Regions from separate parts of the Homo sapiens genome. Here region 2 is linked to region 1. Evidence: chromatin contacts called from ENCODE POLR2A ChIA-PET data. All regions are on one chromosome and are shown on one strand. The core of a region is the stretch at or near the end of the contact, and the rest is flanking DNA. Distances in the headings are between cores, read along the strand shown.

Region 1 (3,038 bases), core at 204-2,703:
AAGACGACAAATGAGAGAGAGAGAGAAAAAGAGAGAGAAAAAGTCAGGCTTTGTAAATTTCCTGGAACCTGAAAAGTTATTTTTTTTTTTCTTAGCCAAAAAAAGGCTCTAACCAAACATAGTCTACCCTCTCCCAACTCACAGTTGGGTATAAACTATTTTTTATTCACAGAATAGTCAAACAGCCTGTCACTCATGTAGCAACTCCTGGCTCCTTCTAAACTTCTTTAATCGATATCTTTCTTATTTCTGTGACCATTTGAACTCAGCAGGACAGTTTTCAGGCAAGTTGCAGAGCTGTGTCAAAGACAGCCAGATTGTTAAAGTAGATGATCAGTTATAGTTTGGCCCAGGAACTCACTCGGTGAAAGAAAGGGACATCAATGATCTCCCCAAGGCCCTAAGGAAAATGAATGAGGAAAGGAAAAAGGGAGAAATTTGAGTTCCAGACATACAAGTCAGGGACTTAAGAGTTCCAGCAGCAAAATGTTGGTGGTTAAGAACCCAGGAAGAAAGAGGAAAAGTATAGGAAAGGGAAGGGAAGGTGACAGAAGGCAAACTGATTTACACTTTTGCCCCTGGGGGACACCTATTAGAAATTAGGATTCTCTATTCATTTTCCTTATGAAGAAAATGAAAGAAGAGGAAACCAGGATTCCATACAATTTATTTTTTTAAAGTAAGCATTGATTGCCTACCCTGTGCCTAATACTGTCCTGAAAGTCACACAATGTTCAAAATAAACATCAGGCTGGGCATGGTGGCTCACACCTGTAATCCCAACATTTCTGGGGGCTAAGGTGGGTGGATGGCTTGAGCTCAGGAGTTCAAGACCAGCCTGGGCAACACAGTGAGACCCCCCTTCTCTACTCCTCTTTTTTTATTAGCCAGGCTGGGTAGCACGTGCCTCTGGTCCCAACTTCTCAGGAGACTGACATAGGAGCATCGATTGAGCCCAGGAGGTCAAGGCTGCAGTGAACAACGATTACACCACTGCACTTTAGCCTGGTGACAGAGTGAGAACCTGTCTCAAACAAAACAAAATGAAGTAACAATCAACCTTGGTTCTTACCCTTGAGGAATGCATCATTCTCTTTTGGGAAGGTAAAAATATGCACTCATGAGACAGTAAAGGAGTGATGTTAGGTGGCATTGGACTCTAATTACATTCTCCAGTTGGGGGACATACACACGCTACAGCATGGGAAGAAGAGAGCAATGATTTCCCTAAAACGTGGCTTCCATTTGATCATTCTGACCATTGCTTTTCACTTCAGGTCCTAGATCTTTTTCCTGACATTCAAGGTCCTTCCTGATCAATGCAAAGGTATGTATCCTCAGTGTCTGCAGGAAACCTACCCTCCCTCCACTCTGCTCATGTGGACCTTCTAATCTTCCCTCTGCTGCTCTTTCAGCCCAGATCATCAGTCCTCATGTGTATTGAATGCCTTGTCTCTCTGTTCATTGTTTGGCGCAGCAACTGAAGCATAGCAGGAAGTGGTTATTGCACATGTGTCTTTTGGATCCCATGGGCTGAGCACTTAGGTACTTTCCAAATACTTGGCATTCACGTGGAGAAGAGATGTTGCATATGTATACATGGGATGGGTGGGTGGGGGGTTGATCTTTACTTTTGGAATTATCCCTTTTCATGTGGCTGGATGCTGGCAATGGTCTACTGTTTTAAAGACTGCAAGTGCCAAAGGACTGCCACTGTAGCTTCATTTGAAGGGGGGAGGAAATGAAATGTTACTTTAAGAAACATTGGCGTTTGCACCCTCATTCACTCTTCTTTTAAATTTTATTTTTATTTATTTTTTTCATTTTTGGGGGTGGAGTCTTACTCTGTCACCCAGGCGGGAGAGCAGTGGTGGCATAATCTCAGCTCCTCCACTGCAACCTCTGCCTCCCAGGTTCGAGCAATTCTCCTGCCTCAGCCTACCAAGTAGCTGGGATTACAAGCACACGCCACCACACACAGCTAATTTTTGTATTTTTAGTAGAGATGGGGTTTCGCCATGTTGGCTAGGTTGGTCTTGAACTCCTGACCTCAGCTGATCAGCCCATGTCGGCCTCCCAAAGTGCTGGGATTACAGGAGTGAACCACCACGCCTGGCCCCTCCCTCATACGCTCTTAAACACTTAACAAATATGACATGAAATCTTTACTTTTTTGTTAGAATAGTTTTGAATGGAAAATTAAACATTTTTCCCCAAGCAAGACTACTTTGAATTCTCTAGAGTTTGATGTGCACACAAAAGAAATGGCAACCCAGAACCATACATTTTAAAACATTTCTGTTCAGTAGAAATATAATGTGAGCCACACATGTAGTTCAAAATTTTCTAGCAGCCACATTTAAGAAACATGTAAAATTAATTTTTAGATTTTATGTAACCCAATATACCCCAAAATATGATCACTTCAACATGTAATCAACATAAAAAGTAGTAATGGGATATTTTACATTTGTTTTTGTTCTAAGCCTTTGAAACCTGGTGTGTGCTTGGCACTTGCAGCACATCTCAGTTCAGACCAGCCACACGGGGCTACTGGCTGCCACAAACGCAGTGTCAGAACAAGAAGAGGATTCGGAATCTGTCCAGCCCAACTCCATTATGGTTAAAGGAAAGCTGTGTTCAGGAAGGTCTGCTGCCCCGCTCAGGATCACACAGTGGATGCATGACAGCCTTAGGCCTGACCTGTCCACCTCAGCACTCGCCTACTGAGAGGGCTCATGGCTGACTCAGACAGCTGCCATGGAATGAAACCCAGTGTTTACTAACATTTTTAAACAATCACCATCCTCTAAGTCATTGGCCCCTCAAAATATGGTTAGACATACAATTTCTAAAGAAAATAGCCCAATATATACTATTTTGTTTTCTTTTTTCCCTTTCTTTCTTTGTTTCTTTTCTTCTTTCTTTATCTTTCTTTCTTTCTTTTTTTTTTTTTTGAAACAGAATCTCATTCTGTTGCCTAGGCTGGAGTGCAGCAGTGCAATCTCGGCTCACTGCAACCTCCGCCTCCCAGTTTC
Region 2 (2,785 bases), core at 56-2,555, about 18 Mb after region 1:
GGGAATGTGCAGGGAGGGAAGGAAGCTGAAAAATTCAAACTTTTTAAATGCTACTCTTCAGCTCCTCGGCGTCCCTGCACCCCAACCCTGCAGCCCTGGGGCGTTGGCAGCTGCACCAACAGGAGCAGCAAGCTGGGAAAACAGAGCAACATGACCCGACGTGTTAAGAGAAGGCAAAACACTTCAGCAATTAAAAAGTAGCCCAGCAGCTTCACCCTTTCAAATTGGGAGGGGGAGGTTGGAAAGAAATTTAACAACATCCATAGACTTTTGCTATGTACATTTAAACCGCAGTCCTGGAACATTCCGAGTTTAAAACTTGCTTTTTCAACACTGGCTGACAAGCAACATGTTTTAAGGAGCCCCCCATTAAATCCTTACTCGCGGGACTCTCGAGTTCAAGCCAGCATTTTGTCGCCACCTCCCCCCCCAACCCCGCCCGCAATCGATGAGCCGCAATGCCTCGGCAACACAGGTAAGCGGGTCAACCTGAATGCCTCTTTCACCCCAAAGTTTGCTGCACGATCGGCTATCGCGGGAAGAAGCCCAACGGAGCTAGGGCGGACTCAAGCCCCACTGCAAACTTGTTCTGCAACATCTTTTTGAATCACAACTTGGCCTTTCTTCCTCGCATATCCCCAGCTCCCCCCAAAGAGTGGAGGAAAACATTGTCCCGAGACTCACTTCCCCGAGGGACCTCCCACTCCCAACCCCACGGGTGGGTAATGCCGCTGGACAGACCTAGGGCGCAGACTGGGAACCCGATCAGACCAGCAAACCTGGGATCCAGCAGCACGTTACGTAAAACAGGATCGCCCAAAACTTGTCCCAATCCCAGCCCTCCCCCCGAAGCCCCCGGGCTGCCCTGCCAGGCAAACTTCGCCCCTCAAAACCCTGGCCTCCAGATTCACATGTAATCCCCGCCAGCAACTGTTGAAACTCAAAGGGTGGGAAGGACGGGGCCAAATTCCTTCAAACTTGGGAGAAATGCCGGAGGAGAAAAGAATCATCTCGCTGCACCACTTTCCCCATTGCCTTCCAAGACCCAAACTTTTGGGGGTTCTTTCTTAAGGCAAAAGAAAAAGACTTTTTGAAAAGCAAATGCTCCGCCCCCCTTTACCTTGCATAAAACTTCGCTCAAGTCGAAGATGGTGGCAGACACGAGGGTGGTGGTCATCCTGTGCGTTCGCGCGAGCCAGGGGCGAGGATCTGGTGTGTCGCGAAGGTCCCGGTGCGGGGAAGGCGCAGCCTCTCCTGTCTGGAGTCCCACACGCCAGTTCCCGGCGCCCCTCGCCTTTCTGACTCCGGGCTGGGGCGCGCAAAGCCCAATTTATAAAGTTCAGATTTGGTGGGCCGGGGGGAGGAGGAGCTTTAAACTTATTTAAATGAGGAAGAGGAGGAAAAAGAAGTTGATTGACACTGGAGTTGAATCAGCCATGCGGTCAGGCGGGGAGGGGGGGCAGGGGGAGGAGAAGAAACTTTCAAAAGGAAGAAGGGGGAGGGGAGACGAGAAAAGAAGGCGGAAAAAAAAAACCCCACTGTGAGCCGCGCACAACTTTTTTTTTTTTTTCTTTAAGAGGAAAAGTTTCAAGTCGGCTGACTTCCCTACCCGGCGCTTCAGGCGCCCCCTCTCCGGGGCCGCGCGGGCGCAGAGCGGGAGGGGCGCGCCCCCTCCTTTGTCAGCCTCAGAGCGCGGCTGTGACGTCACTCATTCCACTCCCTCCGGGGTTCTTGTTGTCATGTTGTTGTTTTTTGTTGGGCAGGAAGGCGGGCTCGACTTTCTCTTTTTGCCAGCGGGAGCTGAAGCCCGTCCTTAGCGCCCGGGCCGCGGTTTCCATCTTGAGCTGGCGGTCTCCTTGAAACTTCCCCAAGTGTCTGCACAACTTACCTTTTCCCGACTTCTCTTCGACACTCGGCTCCCTTCGGCAAACCGGGCAGGCCGAGGACATTAGAAATTTGGGACGCACAGAATGTTCAAGCCTAGGATTTTATGTTGCTGTTTTTTTTCCAGCGGGGCGTAGGGTGGGGCGCGCTGCTGGGGGGACTAGGGAAACTTTTTCCCCAGGAGGACATGGTCTGGCGGGGGCGAGCGCGGCACAATTTAGTGCGCCGCACGCGTCGACACTCGCGCTCGCTTTGCAGCCGGCGCTCTCCGGGTGTGGGCGGGTGGGGGGCGCCGCAAAAAAAGACCACAACCCGGGACGATTGTTTGTTTTACCAGGCCTAGGCGTGCCGTTTCTTTTCACGCATCCAATCTTTAAACTTTTTAGTCAAGAAAACCCTAATCCTTCCTGAATGCCCCTTCCTCCCAGAAAAAGCCCACCGAGCAACTCACTACTTTCCACGCGCGCTCCGAATTCTGGGCGGCGCCACAACCCTCCCTCCTCCTCCATCCTCCCCACACACACCTCAAGACTCTAGAACAATGAAAAAAGGTTACTTTGGTAAGAATGAAGGTAAAGAGGTGGAGGGAGGCGGCACTTTTAACTTATTGTTGCTTCTCTCTCGCCCCCACCGGAGTGGAACATATGGCTTGTCACGCTGCGCCGTTTTGGCGGGAGGTGGAGAGGGGGACATGGGAGCCACGAAACCGAAGGGCCCGCAATGGAGCATGACTCCCTTGAAAATGATAAAATATATACTGTTAGGTTTGGATGCCGCCCACCCAAATAAAAAGTTAACGAGTCCCCCACCCGCCCCCTGCGCCTTGGCCCGACTGCTGGCGTGATGACCCAGGCGGAAGTCGCAGGGCTGCGCTTCTTTCCGATTTCCACGCGGGCTCCGC

What was found. ChIA-PET counts read pairs that join two places held with the same protein, here RNA polymerase II (POLR2A).
Region 2: POLR2A ChIA-PET joins it to region 1 with 10 read pairs in PC-3. The contact joins the promoter of ZFP36L1 here to the enhancer-like site in region 1. POLR2A ChIA-PET finds 5 or more read pairs at or near these places in 2 of 52 experiments (HEK293 and PC-3).

Annotation. Positions count from the first base shown.
Region 1 is chr14:50,834,023-50,837,060 of GRCh38, forward strand. No RefSeq gene overlaps it. Among named protein-coding and RNA genes, the nearest start is that of NIN, 4.4 kb to the left of the region's middle. Within about 2 kb of position 1,454, at least 3 of the 41 ENCODE cell types and tissues checked have a DNase peak (open chromatin) inside an H3K27ac peak, as active enhancers do.
Region 2 is chr14:68,791,762-68,794,546 of GRCh38, forward strand. ZFP36L1 (ZFP36 ring finger protein like 1) reads right to left here and starts at 1,306. Exons shown (of 2, transcript NM_004926.4): 1 at 1,121-1,306. The coding sequence starts at 1,177. RefSeq lists silencers at 1,464-1,533, 1,554-1,753.